Linked DNA regions of Homo sapiens: region 2 is linked to region 1. Evidence: chromatin loops called from intact Hi-C (ENCODE). Cell type or tissue: sigmoid colon. All regions are shown on one strand. Each heading gives the region's core, and the rest is flanking DNA. Links, peaks and the distances in the headings are about the cores only.

Evidence for each region. Hi-C counts contacts between places; a loop is a spot of excess contacts. Peaks named below come from ENCODE experiments on the same cell type or tissue, not always from the same donor. Only the 100,000 strongest peaks of a DNase experiment are listed, where the experiment ranks them.
Region 2: it touches region 1 in a loop (11-fold over the local background); 49 of 110 quality-filtered maps call a loop at or near these places.

The regions. Positions count from the first base shown.
Region 1 is chr12:14,623,285-14,635,081 of GRCh38, forward strand. It overlaps GUCY2C (guanylate cyclase 2C), which reads right to left. Exons shown (of 27, transcript NM_004963.4): 20 at 5,362-5,453; 21 at 2,473-2,631. Among named protein-coding and RNA genes, the nearest start is that of GUCY2C-AS1, 36 kb to the right of the region's middle. In sigmoid colon, for the core only: a CTCF peak has its summit at 7,008 (motif pointing right); a DNase peak (open chromatin) is centred at 7,027; H3K27ac peaks cover 138 bases.
Region 2 is chr12:14,708,546-14,720,342 of GRCh38, forward strand. It overlaps GUCY2C-AS1 (GUCY2C antisense RNA 1), which reads left to right. Exons shown (of 6, transcript NR_186173.1): 5 at 9,490-9,530. Among named protein-coding and RNA genes, the nearest start is that of GUCY2C, 18 kb to the left of the region's middle. RefSeq lists enhancers at 1,249-1,780, 1,781-2,313 and a silencer at 5,970-6,264. In sigmoid colon, for the core only: CTCF peaks have their summits at 8,480 (motif pointing left) and 8,682; no DNase peak of the experiment used is centred there.

The sequences.
Region 1 (11,797 bases), core at 5,661-8,160:
GCTGACTGCAACAAAGGAGGTGGGCTCTCCCGGAAAGAAAACAACCAATCAACCACAAAGATTTCTAACACTCATTTGGAGAACCTCCAGAGTATCCGGAGAAACCTTTTTAATTGGTGCAATGACAAAACTTGGAACCTTTGAAAAACATTCCTTTGGTGTGGCTTGGATTCCTAGGTACACGACTGGAGTGGTTGTTCTTGACATGCCCTGTATAAAGTGCATAGTATTTTGGAGGCTGCATAGATGCAATGACAAAATTGGATATTCTGCCATATTTGCAATTCATTGTACTGCTTATATCTGAAAAGTCACATGAGTTTGGTGATATGGTTTGGCTCCGTGTCCCCACCCAAATCTCATGCTGAATTGTAATCCCCAATGTTAAGGGAGGGACCTGGTGGGAGGTGATGGGATCATGGGTGCAGATTTCCCCATTGCTGTTCCTGTGTTAGTGAGTTCTCATGAGATCTAGTTGTTTGAACGTGTGTGGCACCTCCCCCTTTGCTCTCTCTCTCTCTTCCTGCCATGCGAAGAAGGTGCTTGCTTCCCCTTCACTCTTCCACCATGGTTGTACATTTCCTGAGGCCTCCCCAGCCATGCTTCTTGAACACCCTGTGGAACTGTGAGTTATTTAAACCTCCTTTCCTCATAAATTACCTAGTCTCGGGTAGTTCTTTATAATAGGGTGAGAATGGACTATTACACTTGGAAAATAGTGTGTTATCCAGAGAGAGAAACTCATGTTGTAAATAAACGAAGGAAGGGCTGGGAGTTAACATGATGAGCTTTGATAACAGGTTGTTGCTGACATAGATAAAATTAGTATACAGAGTAGATCTCTTAGAAAGTCTTCCCAGAAGAAAAAACTTCTGGCCAGGCACAGTGGCTCACACCTGTAATCCCAGCACTTTGGGAGGCCGAGGTGGGTGAATCACCTGAGGTCAGGAGTTCGAGACCAGTCTGGCCAACATGGTGAAACCCCCTCTCTACTAAAAATGCAAAAATTAGCTGGGTGTGGTGGCAGGCGCCTGTAATCCCAGCTACTTGGGAGGCTGAGGCAGGAGAATTGCTTGAACCCAGGAGGCAGAGGTTGCAGTGAGCTGAGCTCATGTCGTTGCACTCCAGCCTGGGCAACAAGAGTGAAACTCCATCTCAAAAATAAATAAATTAATTAATTAAATAAAATAAAAATAAAAAAGAAGAAACTTCTATTTTAATGTATTTACCCCAAGGGGTACTATTCAAATAAATGTCTAAGTGATATCTGGTTCCTACATGCAATCTTAAGTTTATTTGCCCTTTGCTACACATATTTCTTTTTGATTCTTCTAGTTATTGCTCATGCATGTTTTAGTTTTATCTTGCGCATAAAATTTTTACATAAATAACCAAAGTGAGTTGTGCTGAAGCCATGGTGTATTGTAGCTCTTCAAGAGACTTGTGTGATATAACCTTTGGAAATCCAATAAAAACATCTACCAACTAGTAGTCCAAGTGGCATATTGAACTAAGGCTAGGAAAAAAGCTGAAATGGTGAGCCAGCTGATTCAAACCACTTGAGTGACATTAATGGTTAAAACCACCGCCAATGAAACCCTGGGAAGGCAGCCAGATAACCAGGATATTGTTTTTGTCACAACTCAGCATTAAAGATCAGGCAAGGAGTTATGCATTATGTACCTAATATTTATGGAGCTGTGATAGAAATTATCATCCTTGAAGTGAATATGAAGGGTTCCCTACTGTTCCCAGGCACTCTGAGGGCTCATGGGTTCTGCCCTTCTATCACAAGGTTGCAAGACACCACTTGCCAAATGTGTTCCAACTCCTTTCCCCCAAGCTGTGATCCGCCTCCTAGTTTTCTTGCAGGTGATTTGACTTTCAGAGGTTTGAGATTTTGAGGTCAGAGTTACTAAAGGAGATCAGGGGCTCCAGCTCGGGCTTCTTGGGTAGAATCCCAGCTCTGCCATTCACTGGGTGACCTTCAGAACATTACTTAGTAGAGTACAAACTGGAACAAGGCTTAGCAAAGTACATGCATTTTTTTTTTTTTTTTTTGAGACGGAGTCTTGCTCTGTCACCCAGGCTGGAGTGCAGTGGCGCGATCTTGGCTCACTGCAACCTCCGCATCTTGGGTTCACTCCATTCTCCTGCCTCAGCCTCCCGAGTAGCTGGGACTAAAGGTGCGCGCCACCACACCTGGCTAATTTTTTTTATTATTATTTTTAGTAGAGGTGGGGTTTCACCATGTTAGCCAGGATGGTCTTGATCTCCTGACCTCATGATCCACCTGCCTCAGCCTCTCAAAGTGCTAGGATTACAGGCGTGAGCCTCCGTGCCTGGCAGTACGTGCATTTTAAAACCAATAATCTACTGAAGAATATATAAAAGGAAACAAATCCTATATAGATACAATGAAAAGCAATGCTAGAGGGATTTCAGCCTCCACATCAGCAAGGCTTGCCTTACCTTGGAAGCAACATAAAGTTAAGTCTGTCAGCCCTGTCCCTCTCTGCCTTGTACAGCTGTGTCCTTTCCTCTACCAGATGTTCCAGGTTTCGAGAATATAGCTGTAGACGTCGGATCAAGGTATCCATATAGCTTTCATTTTTTTGGTCATGAAAAAGTCTGTAGGTAGTAATAGATAAAGAGCTCTTATATATTATTAAGAAAACATGAACATCCAATAAAACAATGGACAAATATGATGAACAGATAATTAAACAAAGAAAAATAAAAGCCAACAAACATAACAAAAAAACTCAACCTCATCCGGGCACAGTGGCTCATGCCTGTAATCCCAGAACTTTGGGAGTCCGAGGCGGGAGGATCACTTGAGGTCAGGAGTTTGAGACCAGCCTGACCAACATGGTGAAACCCTTTCTCTACTAGAAATACAGAAATTAGCCGGGCATGGTGGCACTACTCCAGAGGCCGAGGCAGGAGAATTGCTTGACTGGGAGGTGGAGGTTGCAGTGAGTCGAGATCATGCCACTGCACTCCAGCCTGGGTGACAGAGTGAGACTCTGTCTTAAACAAACAAACAAACAAAAAGCCCAACTTAACCTCAGGACAAGAATAAGATTAAAAAAGGGAAAACAAATGTTAAAATGATGGTAATCAACGTAGGAGAAGGAGGAAATACATATAGTACAAAACCTTCCTGAAGAGCAATTTGGTAAAAATATGTCACAAGCTTTAAGAATGCATATACCAATCAGCTTATAACTCTACTTCTGAGAATTATCCTAAGGAAACAATCATGAATGTGTTTAGAGTTAACAACAGAAAAAGTCACAGTATTCTTTACAACAGCAAACATTTGAAAATAATCTAAATGTATAACAAAAGTGTGGTTAAAATATGATGGGACAATGGAACATTAACATTCTAATTTGTATCATAAAATACAAATTAGTATAGTTGAATACTCAGAAAGACACTCCCTCTGTATTATTAAGCGAAAAAGTCAGTTTATAAAATAGCAAAAATTATAATCTCAATTTTATTTTTTGAAGACTGGTGGTCACCTATTGGGAAACAGGTGACGTTTTACTTTCTTGCTTTCTTATTTGTATTTTCTAAAATACAAAAGAAACAATTTGCAATGAAGGAAAATCTTTTAAAAGCTGGTCAAGAAAGTGATAAATGAAAGGAGAAGGACTGAGAAAAGCCAAGCTGAGCCTTAAATTATCTCCTCATTACAGAGAGCCAGGGTCCTAACTCTGGATTATTTTGTCAGATCAAGGAGACTTAGTGAGATGACAGCTTTGTGTGACACTGGGAGGTATGACAAGCCTTGGTGCAGAGGTCAGGGAGGAGACACATTGAGTTCTCCTAGCATTGTGAGGATCAGAGATAATGTTCATAACATCTAAGGCACAATTGAAGGTGCTGAATAAATCACAGTCATTTTACTATTACAAGAATAACAATCACTTCTGGTCTCAGGAGAAGATGGCCTGCATCATCATCCCCTGGGATGGGGAGAGATGTTTGTTAAAAATCCAGTACATTTTTGTGCCCTACCCGAGACCTATGTGACTGAAAATTGCTAGGCTTGGAATGAAGAAACAGAATTGTTTAACAAGTTCCCCAGGGAATTTTTACTTGAAACTGCCAGTACAGAGTCTAGTTGGGTAGAATGGATGTGGGAGCAGGTGTAAGAGATGAAGTTGGATAATCTTACTCTAGGATGAATTGATTCAATTAAAACAGTTGCTCACCTTTGACTGCATATTTTAATCACCTGGGAGCTATTAAAAATCCTGACACCTGTATGTACCCCAGACCAATTACATCAGCCTCTCTAGGGTAAAACCCCAGTATCAGTATTTTTAAAGTTCCTCAGGTGATTCCAAGCTGCAGCCAAGTTTGAGAACCATCACACACATTAAAGGCTGAGTATCAAGGACCCAGTTTCTTCATGAGCATACATTTTATCAGTCACATATAAAGTCTCATCCGGACAGGACAGCGAGGAGAAAAAAAAAGGGCTAGAATTAATTATTATTTCCTGCTCCATTCCCACAACTGACAGCTTAGTTCTACTAATTAATGACCACACGTTCATTAACTTCACTCCACCTCATCTCCTCCAGCTCTAGACTTTTAGTCTCATTAAGTATCTGAGTCTTTTGACCTAATGAGAACTACAGAAAGACCTGGAAAAAATCATAAGAATCATCTTGTTCAATCCAATTTTTCTAACAAGAAAATTGATACCCAGTGAGGGTAAGTGTTTTGCCCAATGCCCCACAGCAAACTCTTATCAGATCTTAGTCTAGAAATTGGATTTCCTAACTCTTAATTCAGTGTTATTTTTCTCATTCTGCAGTGTATTAACTGAAAACATGGGGTATCTAGAAATTAATCTCAACCAGATAATTGTGTACTTTTCTCCCCCAACTTGAATTATGCTCTGATTCATGACATGTCTTAAGTACCTAGGGCCAAAGCTGGAGATTTTAAGACTTTAAGATCCTAAGAACATGCTGATGTTAATAATTGTCTAGGAGCTTTACAGATTCTCAGGACTCACGCTACACTTCTAAATCCTAATTACCCACAGAAGGACCCAGAAGCTCTATTTTTAACAGACAAATTTATAATCAGCTAAAGTTTGTTTTTTAATCAGAAAAGTTTTGACCTTGAGTATGTAACTTTTCAAGTGATTATTTCCCTGGGAAAACGGTCTAATAGTCTCCATATCATTTTAATGTTATGAGGCAGTTGTTGGTTGCCACCTGGGATTTTTCACTGGAATAGACATTCTCATTCTAAGGTGCCACTGAATGTCAACTATAATTTTTTTAAAACCCTGCAATTAGTGAATAAAAGTAAACATTTCAGCAATACCCAAATATCTTGGCAAGTGTAGTCTCAATTTTTTTGAAATCTGGTCTCTTTTCTGGATCTTCCTCCCAACAGTTTTTTACAAGTAGGTACACCTGGAAGAAAAAAAAACGGGCAAATTAGCTAAGGGGATAGTAAACTAAATCAAGAGAGAATTCTTATTCTCATTGATGGGAGTGATTAAGGCAAGGAATAGTTTAAAAATATCTTCAACTCAGTGCGGACAAGAGATCCCCAGCTCTCTGGTTTCTGTCTCAGGCATGACCACCTGCATTATCTTATCCAGTTATTCCCTTGGGTGAAATTAATGAAATATGTGATACCAATTTAGATGAGGCCGGGTTGATACGGGAGACTAAGTGAATTTACAAGAGCTTGCAAGTTTTACGTTGGAGAGAGAAAAAAATAGTGAAGGTGTGGCAGGCCTCCATAACAACCGTTTTAGTACTGACTGAGTGGTTAAGTTAAATATTAAAAGCCAGTGCCCTTATACAAAGGCTGGAATGTAACAAAAGCCCACCAAGAGTTTTGCCTAGGCCTTTCCTGGGCCTTAAAACATGACAAAATAACGAAGGAATTCTTCTTAACCGGACCCATTTAGGATTAAACAACTTTTATTGGGGGTCTGAAGAAACTCCCCAGGCCTCCACAAAGAAGTTTATTGGGGGTCTGAAGGAACTCCCTAAACCTCTGTAATTTAGCAGGAGACAAGATAAGGGTAATCACTCCAGCACCTGGACTCACTTCGATTAAGTAAACTTACTGAGGCTCCAGGAGAAGGTCTTCAGGACTCAGACCTTAGTTGTAGATTAAAAGAAGTTAATCACGTATGTCTTTAAATGAATGCATACTTACATGTAGACATATAGCTTCGAAGGTATATAAGCTCTGAAAAAAAATGTAATTTTCAGGCCTTCTCCCTGTAACTGGTTACAGAAATAAAAACTCTCTTCCTCCTCAGTTCATCTGCATCTTGTTATTGGGCCACGAGAAATATCAGCCCAACCCTCAGTTTGGTGGGGGAACAAAGGCTCAGTGAATATGAGGCAAATGGCTCCAAATGGAATAAAAGCCGTACTGTCCATGGTTCTAACTTATAGCAAACAATAGTATCACCTGGGGAGCATCTGCACAATTTCTTATGCCCAGGCACCACCCTAAGTCATTCTGATTTAATATATTTTGAAGTGGTCTTAGTAGGGTTCCCAGATTTAGCAAGAAAAATAAAGGACATCAAGTTAAACTTGGATTTCAGATAAACAATAAGTAATTCCTTAGTATAAGTATGTCGCAAATATTGTATGGGCAAAGGGCAGTGGTAGATTTTTAAGCTCTTTGGTGATTATAATGCACAGCTGCAGTAGAGAAGTGACATGGAAAAAAGGGAGGTATGGAGGAAGAGGTAGGGAGACAGGAGGAAGCCCAACTGCTCATCTGCTACCACCTGTTTGCAGCTTTTTTTTTTTTAAATCAAAATGTGTGGTGAAAACCATTTGTTTTAAATAAACTTTGTTTTTCACTCCGGCTAAAAACAAGATCATAAGTGATACTAGATGCAATCCCTGTCCCTGTACTTTGTCTGAACAATTCCCTGGGAAGGAACTAGAGCCGCGGTATAGCCTGTGGTGCCAATATTCACCACTAGATGATGCTCCTGCCTTGGTAAGTCATCTGCTGACTACCTTAGAGCAGAATAGGCAGAAACAGCAAACTGGGCCGATCCTGTGCCACAGAGTGAAATACTGTCAGCCCTCTGTCTCCATGGGTTCTGCATTCGTGGATTCAACCAAATGGGAATGGAAAATGTTTGGAAAAAACAGGATGGTTTTGTCTGTGTTGAACATGTACCGACCTTTTTTTTCTTGTCATTATTCCCTAAACAATACAGTACCACAAATATTTACATAGTATTTACATCATGTTAGGGATTATAAGCAATCTAGAGATAATTTAAAGTACATAGGATAATGTATGCAGGTTATATGCACATGATATGCCATTTTATATCAGATCCTTGAGCCGCTGTGGATTTTGGTATCCACAGGGGTTCCTGGGACCAATTCCCTATGGATGGAGAGACGACTCTACTGGGTGTTTCTGGGGCATTGCTGAGTGATCTAGTTTCGACTCTGTATTCTGTTGGAATCAGTTACTTGACATGAAATTTTATTCCTCATTTCTAATTCCAGAACTGTCCAACTACACAAATGAATTAAAGATGATGCTGTTTTAGTGAATAAGGTTTTAATATTTGGATATACTCAGATTAGAAAAAAAGGGCTTGAGAAAGGATATGCTGATTGTGTGGAGGAATCCTGGAATTCGGAAAAGCAGGACGAAAGAAAGGAATGAGGAGAAGGCAGGGCTAGGAGCAGCTGTACTTCGGAAAGCTGTATTTCAACATACTATTACTATTGAAAAAGAAAGGGAAGGGGAGAGGTAAAAATGACCCACTCATGCCCTGCAGAGTCTGGCCATAAAACTCATCTGGCAGTGTCTTTGTAAATGGAAGGAAAATGTTTCTATTTTTATCCCACAAGGAACAAAAGATGTTTTTGTTTAAAGATTATAAATGTCTTTTTTAAAATTTTTTTTATTTTTATTATACTTTAAGTTTTAGGGTACATGTGCACAATGTGCAGGTTAGTTACATATGTATACATGTGCCATGCTGGTGTGCTGCACCAATTAACTCGTCATTTAGCATTAGGTATATCTCCTAATGCTATCCCTCCCCCCTCCCCCTACCCCATAACAGTCCCCAGAGTGTGATGTTCCCCTTCCTGTGTCCATGTGTTCTCATTGTTCAATTCCACCTATGAATGAGAACATGCGGTGTTTGGTTTTTTGTCCTTGCAATAGTTTACTGAGAATGATGATTTCCAATTTCATCCATGTCCCTACAAAGGACACGAGCTCATCATTTTTTATGGCTGCATAGTATTCCATGGTGTATATGTGCCACATTTTCTTAATCCAGTCTATCATTGTTGGACATTTGGGTTGGTTCCAAGTCTTTGCTATTGTGAATAGTGCCGCAATAAACATACGTGTGCATGTGTCTTTATAGCAGCATGATTTATAGTCCTTTGGGTATATACCCAGTAATGGGATGGCTGGGTCAAATGGTATTTCTAGTTCTAGATCCCTGAGGAATTGCCACACTGACTTCCACAATGGTTGAACTAGTTTACAGTCCCACCAACAGTGTAAAAGTGTTCCTATTTCTTCACATCCTCTCCAGCACCTGTTGTTTCCTGACTTTTTAATGATTGCCATTCTAACTGGTGTGAGATGGTATCTCATTGTGGTTTTGATTTGCATTTCTCTGATGGCCAGTGATGGTGAGCATTTTTTCATGTGTTTTTTGGCTGCATAAATGTCTTCTTTTGAGAAGTGTCTGTTTATGTCCTTCACCCACTTTTTGACAGGGTTGTTTTTTTCTTGTAAATTTGTTTGAGGTCATTGTAGATTCTGGATATTAGCCCTTTCTCAGATGAGTAGGTTGCGAAAATTTTCTCCCATTTTGTAGGTTGCCTGTTCACTCTGATGGTAGTTTCTTTTGCTGTGCAGAAGCTCTTTAGTTTAATTAGATCCCATTTGTCAATTTTGGCTTTTGTTGCCGTTGCTTTTGGTGTTTTAGACATGAAGTCCTTGCCCATGCCTATGTCCTGAATGGTAATGCCTAGGTTTTCTTCTAGGGTTTTTATGGTTTTAGGTAAAGATCATAAATATCTTAAAATACTTTACTCACTATCTTCTTGGATTATTAAGGCTCAGGTAAAATGCTAAAAGGAAAAATAATTAGAAATTTTTCACAGGGCTTCAAGGCCTTTTTGAGGGACAATTACAAAAGCAAATGTAAAGAGCTTTTGCTCCATTTCCTTCAGAGGAAGGATAAAATGAGTGGAAGTACATTTCTCTATTCTTTTTAGATGTTGGCATATTTCCTTTTAAATCATTAGATGGTATTTATAAGTCTAGTAAGTATACCGCATGGACACCTTGTTCATTGAGCTTATAAAAATTGAGAATGACCCCTGCCTACTGAAGCCAGTGCCTGTACACACCACAGGGTGGGGACTGAAGACAGGTCTCAGGACAGGTCCACCTGGCTCACTTGCACCCTCCCAGTGCTTCAGCCTACCGTGTAGGGGCCCTAGAGATCTCCTAGCCCAGTCCACCACTGTTGGCACCTGAGTACATCTTCTGGGGGCCACATAACCTGCTGCTACCACCACAGCTGGTACCCACCAGCATATACCACTTGTGGACCTGCAGACTGGCCTGCCCAGCCTGTCACAGCCACTACCAACACCAGTGCAGACTGCTTGGGAACCAGAAGCTTGTCCTATCATGGCTACTTCCACTACTCATGCCATGCCTGCTGCCCAGGAACCCGGGAATCCACCCACCAGCCTAGGCCACTGCTGCTACTGCTGGCACCTGAGGAAGTTACTTGGAGGCCAAAGAATTGATCTGCCTAGACCCACTAACGCTGGTACCAGATAAGCTGTCCTGGGGCCCAAGGACAGCTTATGCTGGCACCAGTGCCTCCAAGGGGCCCTGAGGACCAGCCCACCTGGCATTCCAGTCTTCAACAAAACGTCACTACTGCCTCCACTAACAATGACATCCTAACCCATTAGGGAAATAACAGACCCACTCACAGATGAGTAAATTATGTAGAGACTACACTACTGCATGCACCCAGAATCAAAGCCAAAGTGCCTCACCCAACCAATACTATAGATACATCTTCAGGAAAAAAGTCCTCCCCTATGAAAGCAAATGTTAAAATTTGGAAGAAGTAATTGTTACACCAGATGCACAGATATCAACATAAAGACACAAGAAGCATGAAAAAGCAAGGAAATATGATACCTCCAAAGAAACACAGTAGTTCTGCAGCAACAATTTCCAATGAAAAGGAAATTAATAAAATTCTGGAAAAATAATTAAAAATAATATTAAAGGAGCTCAGTGAGATATGGGAGAATACAGAAAAATAATACAAAGAAATAAAAAAAATTCAGGATATGAATGAGAAATTTACCAAAGAAATAGATACCATAAAAAAGAATAAAACAAACTCTGGAACTGAAGAAGTCATTCAATAAAACACAAGATATATTGGAAAGCTTCAACAATATGCTAGATCAAGCAGAAGAATTTCAGAACTTGAAGACAGGTCTTTTGAAATAATCCAATAAGACAAAAATAAAGAAAAAAGAACAAAAATGAATGAGCAAAGCCTACATGATATAGACACCATAAAGTGGCTAAATACTTAAAATTTTTGGTGTCCCAAAAGGCGAAGAGAAAACAAAAGGAATACAAAACCCATTTAACAAAATAATAGCAAGAGATTTAGACATTCAGATACAGGAAACTCAGAGATCCCCAAATACATATAATTAAAAAAGATCTTCTCCGTGGCACATTATAGTCAAATTGTCAAAAGTTAAAGAGAAAATTCTAAAAATAGCAAGAAAAAAGCATCTGGTTACTTATAAGGAAACCCCCATCAGATTAACAGTGAATTTCTCAGCAGAAACATTACAGGCCAGGAGAAAAGGGATGAGGTAGTCAAAGTGCTGAAAGAAAAACCAAATTCCAGTTAAGGATACTATATCCAGCAAACTTATCTTTCATAAATGAAGAAGAAATAAAGGCTGTCCCAGGCAAGTGAATGCTAGGGAAATTCATCACCCCTAGACCTCCCCTACAAGAAATGCTTCAGGGCGTCCTACGCCTGGAAGTGAAAGGATGTCATCTACCACCATGAAAACACATGAAAGTATGAAACCCACTAGTAAAGCAATCACACAAAGAGGGAAGAGAAGGGTCTCAAAGGTTACCACTGCAGAAAACCACAAACCATAATGAAAAACAAGGGAAAGAAAGGAACAAAGGATGTATAAACAACCAGAAATCAATTAATCAAATGAAAGGAATAAGCCCTTACATAATAATAACTTTGAATGTAAATGGATCAAAATTTTTCACTTAAAAGATATAGACTGGTTCAATGGATTTTTAAAAATGACCCAACTGTAGGCTGCCTACAAGAAACTCATCTTATCTGTAAAGAAATATGTAGACTGAAAGTAAAGGGATGGAAAGATATTCCATGCAAATGAAAACCAAAAGCAAGCAAGAGTAGCTATACTTATATTAGGTAAAACAGACTTTAAGTAAAAAACTGTAAAAAGAGACAAAGGTCATAGGTCATTATATAATGATAAAGGACTCAATTCAGCAAGAGGATATAACAATTCTAAACATATACACACCCAACATTGAAGCATACAGACATTTAAAGCAAATACTATTAGATCTAAAGGAAGAAGTAGATTCCAATCTAATAATAGTTGGGGACTTCAACACTCCACTCTCAGCATTAAACAGATCATAAAGACAGAAAATTAACCAAGAA
Region 2 (11,797 bases), core at 7,033-9,532, 87 kb after region 1:
TTAATGTCGGGAGCAGATTGGGTAATAAAATGTATATTGAGAATAAGACGGCCTTTTGACCTTTTAGGGTCTAGGGCTGTAAAGTGTCTCAGGGTTGCTGCCGAACGAGTCATGAACTGGGCTGGATTTTTATATTTGATGAAAAAGAGCCTAAACACTTCTGATTTGGGATAAAGAAAAAGGAGCATTAACCTTGACTATGTCTTTAGCTCCAGCCACCTTTTTCAGAGTAAATTGCTGGGCAGGAGGGGGAGGGCTAGTCACGGAACGAAACTGTAAGCCGGACCGGGTGTGAGGAGGGGAGGTGATAAAAGGATTATAGGGTGGAGGAGCAGAGGCTGAGGAAGAATTGGGACCTAGCTCAGCCTGGCAAGGAGCAGCCTGGGGAGGAAGGGAGAGGTCAGATGGGTCTGTAGAAAAGGAAGTTTAGAAAGACTCAGCGACGCTTGGGGTTGGTACTGAGGGGACAGGCGGGAGGGAAAGAAGGAAGATTTGGGACGAGTTGCACTGGTCACAGAGACTAGGAAGGGACTGATGTGTAAAAGAATGCCTGGACGTCAGGCACCTCAGACCGTTAGCCTATTTTACGACAAGAATTATTTAGATTTTGCAGGATGGAAAAATTCAAAGTGCCATTTTCTGGCTATTTGGAACTACTGTCGAGTTTGTATTGGGGTCAAGCGGCATTGCAGAAGAAAATAAGGCATTTAGGTTTTAGGTCAGGTGTGAGTTGAAGAGGTTTTAAGCTTTTGAGAACACAGGCTAAGGGAGAAGAAGGAGGAATGGAAGGTGGAAGGTTGCCCATAGTGAAGGAGGCAAACCCTGAGAAAAGAGAGCATAGAGACACGGAGGAGGGGAGTGGGGTTCTTGCCCTCCAGAAAAGCAGAGAGGGGGTTGGGACACGGAAATAAGGGATTGGGGCACAGAGATAAGAGGTCAGGGTGTGGAAATAAGGGATTGGAGCGCAGAGATAAGAGGTTGGGGTGCGGAAATAAGTGATTGGGGGGTTCTTGCCCCCTAGGAAAGCGGGACTTGCCGCTAAGGGTGAAGAAGGGGTTGAGGGGTACTTGCCCCTGCCCCAGGAAAGCAGAGAAGGGGTAGATACAAGGAGAGAAGAGGTTGAGGTACTTGCTCCTTCCCCAGAAAAGCGGGACTTGCCGCTAAGGGTGAAGGACCAAGGCAGGCATCCCTGCATGGTCTGACACCCTTGAAATGTGGCTGAATGATCAGAGAGGCCGTCCCTGCAATGATTAAACACCAAGGGAAGGCTGCCTTCCCAGTCCGTGACCGGCGCCAGAGTTTTGGGTTCATGGATAAAACATGTCTCTTTTGTCTCTACCAGAAAATGAAAGGAATTGAAATTAAGAGAAGGGAGAGATTGAAGTGTGGCGCCAAGATTGAAAGGAGAAAGAGGTTGAGGGATAGTGAGGGAGGTTGGAGAAGAGAGTAAAAAGAGGCCGCTTACCGGATTTGAAATTGGTGAGATGTTTCTTGGGCTGGTCGGTCTGAGGACCTGAGGTCGTAGGCGGATGTTTCTCACAGAGCAAAGAGCAGGAGGACAGGGGATTGATCTCCCAAGGGAGGTCCCCCGATCCGAGTCATGGCACCAAATTTCATGCGCGTCCGTGTGAAGAGACCACCAAACAGGCTTTGTGTGAGCAATAAAGCTGTTTATTTCACCTGGGTGCAGGTAGGCTGAGTCCGAAAAGAGAGTCAGCAAAGGGAGATAAGGGTGGGGCCGTTTTATAGGATTTGGGTAGGTAAAGGAAAATTACAGTCAAAGGGGGTTTGTTCTCTGGCGGGTAGGAGTGGGGGTCACAAGGTGCTCAGTGGGCAGGAGTGGGGGTCGCAAGGTGCTCAGTGGGGGTGCTTTTTGAGCCAGGATGAGCCAGGAAAAGGACTTTCACAAGGTAATGTCATCAGTTAAGGCAAGGACCGGCCATTTACACTTCTTTTGTGGTGGAATGTCATCAGTTAAGGTGGGGCAAGGCATATTCACTTCTTTTGTGATTCTTCAGTTACTTCAGGCCATCTGGGGGTATACATGCAAGTCACAGGGGATGCGATGGCTTGGCTTGGGCTCAGAGGCCTGACACAAACTATATCAGCTGGGGAGGGTTATTGGATCTTCTACAAGTATGAAAAGAGATTCAAAGTAGTCTTAGCTAGACAACAACGTGGAGTGAACCCAATGACACAAAATCATTCCTAGTGTTTCGCATCTAAACCTAGTGCTAGTGTCTGGGATGCTTCAAACTGACAGGCTTGTTTCTTTTCCTTGGTGTACCAGTGTCCTGGATTCTCCCCTCCCCCATTCCAACTCTATTCAATGCTTGAGCAGTGTCTTCCTCTCCCTCCTTTCCAAACCTTTTAAATACCGTGTTCTCTGTGCTCCAGAAAGGTTGGAGCAGGTGATTGTTACACTTGTCAAGGATAGATGAAAAATCTGTTAAATTTTCTTCTGCCTCTTGGATTGGCTCTTCTGTCCAGGTGGTTGTGTTTACATACTAAGGAAAGTGTGTTTGGAGACAGTAGCAATATGTCTCAGCTATAATAAACTTGTCTGTGTGCTGGAAACACTTCCTGTTTTCTCCTAAATCAAACACAACATAAGGAACAGACACAGTTCACTCCCTAGGATGCCAAAGCGTGGTTAGTTGGGCTGATATTTCAACAGTTATAAAGAAACTCTGTATTATTCATAGAAAAGTCAGCTAACACTCTTGTTTTTGCCCTTTAAGGCAGCTGAAAGATTACTTCCTTATGTAGGTTAAAATGATAGCTTAGAAAAGAAAGAAAGACTGTGATTATTTCTCTGAAGTGTAAACAGAGAAATGGTGAGTTTTGTTTATTGACGTATCCTTACCTTGTGGTTAAAAAGGTAGGGAAAGCATTTAAATAACAGAATGGCATATCTTGAGACAAAGAGGAGCTTCTTTGAATTCTAGGAGACAGTTTTACACACACACACACAACTTGGAGCTGGATTTGAACCTTGTTTTGGCTCTTTGCTAAGCATATGAACTTTGGGCAGGTTACCTATATTTGCCGATCCTCAGTTTTCTCATTTCTAAAATAAATTTACTTTCTATCCTAACCAATTTTCCGGCTTAGGCCTAAGCTGTGACCCTTGCTGGATTTTGGACATGGGTAAGTGTGCAAGGCGATTGATGGGATCTGCTCAAACAAAATCCAAGTACCTGTGGTTCAAGAGTAAGTAATCCATTCTAAGAAAAACAGGCAAGCATTGACGTGTACAGATTAGCTGTCGTATTACTCAAATCTGTCTGCAGTTCAGCCCATAAATTCATACCTTAGTTTAAGGGAGAAAAAGGCCTGGAAAAAAAAAACTGGAAGAACAACCCAATAGGGCACTGACTGAATATTAAGACAGAGATATCATTGCTTAGGGCCCCTCTACCAGGCTCCATCACATAAAGGGGAGGCTGTTGTTCCTGGCCTGGGCCCTGTTCATCAGGCCTGAGCACCACCTGATGAATGCTCATGCTCAGCGGGTCCATGGCAGTACCCAGCATACGTAGGCAGATTGGACAATGTTCAAAACATGCCCAGCAACTTCTAGAAATACAGGGTCAACAACAAGTGAAAATAAGTTACTACTCTTGCTATAAACTTTGCAGATCCCAGTGTGGGGAAATTTGGGTTCATTACATCAGAAAATGGTATCATAAAGTTCCTGGCACCTAGCTGAGTAGGTGCTCAACAAATGTTAATTATTGTTATTCTTCGATGCCTTTCTGTACACGGCAGAATAGATTACTCCTTTCTTTTTGAGGCTTTTGTGCATTATAGATATTTCTTACCTAACATTAAACATTTAATTGAAACTAATTTAATTGGAATTTTAAAATATATGCCAATTTTATTATATTAGAAAAGAATGGTAGTGGGAAGAAATTCTAGTGATATTCAAGAAATGACAGGCTAGAAGTGATTTAAAAATTATTTCTAAAACAAATCTTTAGAATCTATCACAGGAACAGAAGTTTGAGCTATATGTATTTAGATATATCTATTTGTTGTCTGAAATATGTTTACAGCAAACCAGCAGAACATATCTGAAACAAAAACAGAATTTAAGAAATATAAAATGGTACATACTCCTTTTCATGTTATGCATGAGATTAGGAAAAAATAATTTCTCTAATGCTTCAAACTTGGCAAAATTATTCAAAGGATGAACAAATGTCTGATGGAAAGAATCAGATTTAAAGTGATAAGATCAACGAGGAGAAAAGACTTCTTAATCCTTCAAGATTGCAAAACCAGTTGCCCAAAGACTCATTAAATCAAATGTATTAAATGCAGTCACATTCCACACACATTATTTTTCTGTTAAAAATAGAAAGGAGTTGTACAGTTTTGCTGTTGGAATAATAAATTAGTTTTGATTTTGTAGTTATATGGCAAGAAAATAGGGTCTGGAGGCAGGGAACATAAGGCCGATTCACACTACAGCTATGACAAGAAATATCCTCTCCATAGGGCATACACTGAGTAAATGACTTTGTAACTTTACTTCATCCTCTTCATTTACATAGGGCGTACCCCAAGTAGAGGGTATTTAAACTCACAAAAACTCTGTAACAAGGTCTTTGAGCCCCTATGCTCAGGCCCGCTCCCACACTGTGGAGTGTACTTTCATTTTCTATAAATTCCTTCATTCCTTCCTTGCTTTGTTTGTGCATTTTGTCCAATTCTTTGTTCAAGATGCCAAGAACCTGGACACCCTCCACCAGTGACAGTTATATTTGTGTACTTTGGACCCAATACTTTTTCCCCTAGCTCTCAAACATCATGTAGGCTTTTAAAATTCTCAGAGACCAAGACAGTGATAGCACTCTATCCTGATGAGTAAGGATGGAAAATAAATGGAGGCCAAGGCCATTTACAGCTGGCGCTCACAACATCCTTGTGAAATAAAAGGGGACAGTATTTAAATTAAGGCATTTGCAAGAGAAGCAGAAGCTAAGAGTCAACAAAATACAAAGCTGTAAATTTGTGGGGAAAAAATACAATTATATAGAAAATGTGAATGTGGAAGCTAGTGAGAATTCTTGGAAAAAATTCAGAAATTTGCAAGAGCAGGTTGTAACATAAACATGAAGTTAGCAAGAATGATAACTGATACAGGAGGTTTGGTTTTTAGCATGAGAACATGGAGGAAGTCGGATCATGAAGTTTCTGGTGTCAATTTTCTTGTGTCTTCTTGCTGTGTAACTGCCATGCAGAAGGCATGTGGACTTTTTACATGACCCCCACAGAAAAATTGGAGACAAAAAAATAGTTGGGCATTTGCTCTTAAAAGAAGGATGGTTAGCAATAACATAATAGTTTTACAGCTCAAAGTTTTCGAACCTAATTCTAAAAACGGAAGAAGTGATGACAGTAGTTGAGATGCAGATTTCAAATTCCCTCTCTTCAAGTTGAAGTGTTCCTGGAAATGGTATGCTCAGACAAAGAAAAAATAATTCCCAAATCAAAACATGTAAACAGCATGGTGAAGAAGATTGCTGAGAAGGGGGAGAGGGCTGAGGATCTAAAATGGACCTTCAGGAAAGTTCGACGCAGGAAAGTATGAAACTATTGAGACCCTCCCAGAGAACGGAGGGTTTGACTTCATCTGACTGTGTCTCCTCTGCTTGTGTTTGCTTAATAAATGTCTGCATGTGAGGCAGACAACATACAAAAATCGATACTTAAAATAGAAATGATTGGGCTCTAAGATAATGAAATGGCTCCGTTGTCTGAGGAATATACCCTGGTTCTTTGTCACGGTCGAGAAAGAATTCACAACACAGACACACATCAGGAGTGGGTTTAGGAGAGGAAAGTTTAATAGCCAAAAAGGTAGAGAGAGAGAAAAGGCTTCTTCATGCTGAGAAAGCAGCTTGCCAAACAGAGGGTCTCTGGTTTGTGGCAGAATGAAATCGATTTTGTACAGAGGCTTGAGGAGGCGGTGATTGATTTTAATAGGGCCCAGGGGATTGATTTGACCAGGTGTGCCATTTACATAGCCCGAAAAGACTGGCCCTCCCACCCTAGACTTTTATTATGCAAATGTGGCTTCTACCTGGCTGGTTGCCATGATACCCGTACATGTGGTTTTACCTAGAGGCTGCCAAAGCACTGGCACACATGGTGTGCCAGGAAAAGAGGGCGGGAGGTGCCATATTGAATGTACCTGGCTTCCAGGTACAGCTGCCGGCATTTACATATAAAATCTCCTAGTTTGCATATCTATGCCTGACTTTTCAGGGTGCTTTCTGTTAGGGAAGAAATTATTTGGGGCTGCTTTTTATTAAAAGAAAATTTCACCAAGAACTTTTACCCTTTCTGGCTGCCTAAAAATAATTTCTTAATAACTCCTGTTAATAAGAATTTAGGGAATCATAAAAAGGCCACTGAAATGAAAGTGGGAGAAAGCTCAAATGCTGTGAATTAACATCTGCCATTCATTGAGCACCTAGTGGGAACTTACCACTCAGATTATGTGTCAAACACCCAAGTCTGAGTAACCATAATTTGCGTTTCAAGTAAAAATCATTTCCATAAAACAGTGTCTATTTCAGCTTATGACTCAAGCAATCATACAAATAAGTTGTAGTGGATGAAGAATATAATGACCACTAGTGGAGTTTGGTGTCACTGCTTTGATTTGTGCTGAGGTTGTAATGCCTAAGGTTCTTGCCTAGCCACGCCAAAGAATTGGGGTGGCGGCTAACTGCGGCCAGTGATAGAGACACAGACCGAGAGAGAGAGAAAAAGCGGTAGGCTTTATTGAGCAGAGTGAAAGTACAAAGCTTCTGGCCAGGCACAGTGGCTCACGCCTGTAATCCCCAGGACTTTGGGAGGCCGAGGCGGGCGGATCACGAGGTCAGGAGATCGATAGACTATCCTGGCTAACACGGTGAAACCCCCTCTCTACTAAAAATACAAAAAATTAGCCGGGCGTGGTGGCGGGCGCCTGTAGTCCCAGCTACTTGGGAGGCTGAGGCAGGAGAATGGCAAGAACCCGGGAGGCGGGGCTTGCAGTGAGCCGAGATCACGCAACTGCACTCCATCCTGGGCAACAGAGCGAGACGCCGTCTCAAAAAAAAAAAAAAAAAAAAAGAAAGAAAAAAGAAAGTATAAAGCTTCTGCAGCGTGGAAGAGGTCCTGAAGGGGTAGCCACTGTTGATTTTGGGTGATTGCCTTTTAAACTCTTTCAGGCGGGAAATAACGTGCAGCGGGAAGATGCTACCAGAGCGAGAAACAAAGGCAGTAAATTATTTTGTGACATGTCTTAGATTTTGAGGAAAACTGGAATTGCAACTTAGGTTTTATCTACTTTATGACCTTGCAGCGGCATGGCAAAGGAGACAGGATATTACAGGACTTTACAAAGTATGTTTACAAGGAATTGGAATTGGGAGTATTACTAGATAAGGTCTGCTGGTCACAGAAAAACGGGCAGTTAACATTTCTTTTACTTTAGTTTTGGGGGAGAGGGAAAGGAGAGAAGACAGGGAAACTTACAGCACAATTTTCGCTGTTTATAGCTTTCTTGGGGGAAGAAAACACATGCACAAATCCTGGTGTTAGGCATATTTTAAGCATATATCTTCAATATTATTTATCCAGGACTGAAGGAAGTCCTGATGCAGGAAATGAGTGAAACGTTTCACAGCTTTCTGAGCCCCTACTAGACCCAGGAAGCCCAACTGGCACCTACTCTCAAGGCTACAGTGGTTTTACCATTATTGCTTTTGTATGTGAACCCAGACATCTGAGACAGGTCTCAATTTAAAAAGTTTATGTTGCCAAGGTTGAGGATGTACCCATGACACAGCCTCAGGAAGTTCTGACCACATGTCCCCAAGGTGGTCAGAGCACAGCTTGGTTTTGTATATTTTAGGGAGACATGAGACATCAATCAATGTATGTAAGAAGTACATTGGTTTGGTCTGGAAAGGTGGGACAACTTGAAGCAAAGGCAGGAAGACTCAAAGTGGGAAGGGAGCTTCCAGGTCACAGATAGGTGAGACACAAATGGTTGCATTCTTTTGAGGTTCGGATTAGCCTTTCCAAAGAAGGCAAATCAGATATGCATCTATCTCAATGAGCAGAGGAGTGACTGAATAGAATGGGAGGCAGGTTTGCCCTAAACAGTTTCCAGCTTGAGTTTTCCTTAGTGATTTTGGGGGCCCAAGATATTTTCCTTTTACACTATTAACATGAATGTCAATATAGAGGAAAGGCAAGTAACATTTTAGTGTTCTTATGATACTGATCTCATTGATCCCTTTAAGTGTCTTGGGAACCCTCACCCAAGGTGAATATGAACCACACTTTGAGAACCACTCCTCTGCATGATAACTATCTTGCTCACATTGCAGGTCTCATCTCCTATCACTCTCTGCTTGGCTCTCCAAGTTCCACCCACTAAAGGACATTTACATCAGCTGTTCCCAGAAAGCTCTGCCCCCTGGTGTCCTTATTGTTATCACAGCTCAGCTCAAATGGCACCTTGCAAAGACACTTTCTGTGATCACCCAGTTTAAAGAGCACCCCTTACCCGTAGTCATTCCCTGTTACATTATCCTGCTTTATTTTTTAGAAAAAAATTTATCATTTGATATTAGTTTACTTTTTGAATTCAAGGAATTGAACTATCTTGTTCATTTCTGTATCCCTGTCTTTTAGAACAGTATAGTCAAAATTCAATAAATACTTATTGAATAAACAGATTTTAAAAGGACATTGAAGAATGAAAAAGAAAAGGTGAATATGACAGTAATTTGAATAATATAAAGCATTACAAAGTTGTTTACTGTAGTTTTCAATATTAATCTCCTGATGACTATGACCTTCTGCTGATTATTTTCCATTTTTTAAATGTTATTCAGACTTTAATATTCTCTATATAGCAATATGGAACTTGTATTCTTTTATTTTTCCTTCCTATTATTACACTTAGGTGGAGTGCAAAATATTTTAAGGTACAGCAATATAATCCTCCTTATATGTAAAAAAAAAGATTTCTTCCATTAGTGTCTTTAGAGGATAGTGTAAAGGTTAAAAACTATGGGCATGATCAATTTGGGGATAACTGACATCTTTAGTATATTGAATCTTATTATTTAGGAACATGGTATGTCTGCCCCTTTATTTACGTCTTTCTTAATGTATCTAAATGAAGTTTTATAATTATCTTCCCAACTGTTTTATATATTATTTATTAGAAGTATTCATAACTAGTATATATATGTTTGTTTGACTATAAAGCGTATGTTGTATATTTTTAAAATAATTCCTGGGTAGAAACTTAAATTTCAAAATATTGATCTTGTATCTGATAACCTTGCTAAACTCTTTCATTACATTCTAGTAATTTCTAGATAAAAGAAGTTTTCTATATATGCAAACATATCATCTGCTAAATATTCTTTTCCCTTTCTTCTCTCTTTATGATACTGTTTCAAATAGGAGCGGCGAGATTCTGCATCTTAGCTTGCCTAGGTGGGGAGGTAAGACAGTTTTTATATTCTTATTTTCCCTCTTGTCTTATCTACTGTTTTACCTAACAGTTTATATCTTGTTATGTTTCTGATTTTAAAGGTAATGCTTTTAACATTTCACTACCAAGTAAGATATTTACTGTAGGCATTTAGCTTTTATTTTATTTTATAGTTTTAGATTCTTTTATCAGGATAGAAAGATTTTTTTTCTATCCCTAGTTTTTAAAGTTTTTAATCATAAAAACTTTATTATTTAAACTTTATATTGATTTTTCTGCATCTATTGAGATTATCAAAATGTTTTTTCAACTTTTTTTTTTGAGAAAGAGTCTTGCTCTGTTGCTCAGGCTGGAGTGCAGTGGCATGATCTCGGCTCACTGCAACCTCTGCCTCCCAGGTTCAAGTAATTCTTGTGCCTCAGCCTCCTGAGTAGCTGGGACTACAGGTGTGCATCACCATGTCCAGATTATTTTTGTATTTTTAGTAGAAACGGGGTTTTGCCATGTTGGCCAGGCTGGTCTTGAACTCCTGGCCTCAAGCGATCCTCCCGCTCTTGGCCTTCCACAGTGCTGGGATTATGGGCGTGAGCCACAGAACCCCGTCAACTTTTTATTTTTTAATAAGAAAATTATATCAGCCTATTTTGTCATGTTGAACTATTCATGGAATAGTTGCATTCATGAAACAAATGCAACTTGGTCAAAATATATTTATTTTCTTATTTATATATTGCTAGGTTTGGCTTGCTATTATTTTATTTGGATTTTTGCATCTGTATCTTGAGTAATATTGGTCCACAATTTGCCTTTCTCATATGAGAAAGAACTGCCTTTGTCAGGTTTTGGTGTCAAAGTTGTACTAACCTCATACAATTAGTTGATGAGTATTATTTCTTTTTCTGTTAATTAGAAGAGTTTATATAAGGTTGGAATCATCTGTTCTTGAATGTGTAAGGAGGATATGATTTTTTAAACAAACACAAAACAGTACAAATCATAGAGGAAATGCTAAGTTTTTCTTCTTACATTAGAATTAAGAACTAAAAAAATTCACCAAATGCACTATAAAGTGAATGAAAATACAACTAAGAAATAATTGCAGTATGCCTAATTGTCAAAGGACTAATGTGTTCAGAATATAATACAACTTTTACAAATAATAAGAAAACAATTGAATATAAAAATTATCTGTATAATCTTATTTGAATCATTCTCCTCTGTTCCACTCACCTGATGTAGGTAATTTTTATTACTTTTACTTTAAACATTATAGTTTTTTTTAATGCATAGAGGAATATATACTCATGTTTTACCTCCTTTTATATCTAGTGACATTCCAATCTGTAATGTATGACAATACCTGGCTCTTCACAGCCTTTTTTTTTTTTTTTTTTTTTGAGACAGGGTCTGGAGTGGAGTGCAGTGGTATAGTCATTGCTCATACAACCTCAATTGCCTGAGCTCAAGCAATTCTTCCATCTCAGCTTCCCAAGTAGCTGGGACCACGGGCATGTGCCACCACACCCAGCCATTTTTTAAATTATTATTATTTGTAGAGACGAGGTCTTGCTATGTTGCCCAGGCTGGTCTTCAACTCCTGGGCTCAAACAATCCTTCCACTTTAGCCTCCCAAAGTGCTGGGATTACAGGTGTGAACCACTGTGCCCAGCCTACTTCATAGCCTCTGATGCAGAATCTGCTGTTAAAATTTTTGACTTTTAGTTATTTAATAGGTGAGAAATGATATTTCAGTGGTGTTCCTATTACATTTATCTTAACAGTTAGATCAAGAATCTTTTCTCAATGCTGCTTGTTTGGTTGGGTAAAAGAAAATAATTAAAAATAAAATAAAAAATTGTTATAAGTTTAAAGAATTCTCAATAGCTATACAACTTCAGGGTGAGACTGCACTTTGAAGATATATACTGCTGTCCTCTGGCATCCATCATTCCTGTTAAGAAGTTATCTGTCTTATATAATTACTTTATCTTTTTTCTGTAGCTGCTTTTAAAGACTTCTTTTTGTCTTTTGGGTTCTGCAGTTCTACCACAGAGTTTCTAGGTGGATATTTATTTTTATTTATTCTACTTGTGATTCACTGATAATTTTGACTATGAGGATTGGTTTCTTTCACCATTTCTGAATATTGTCAACTACTAGCTCTTCAAATATTGCCTCATTCTCATACTCTCTATTCTTTCCTTTTGAAACTTCTATTAGACAGAGAGGTATGCTTTCTTGCTTTGTTCTCTATATTTATTCTCAACTTTTATTTCA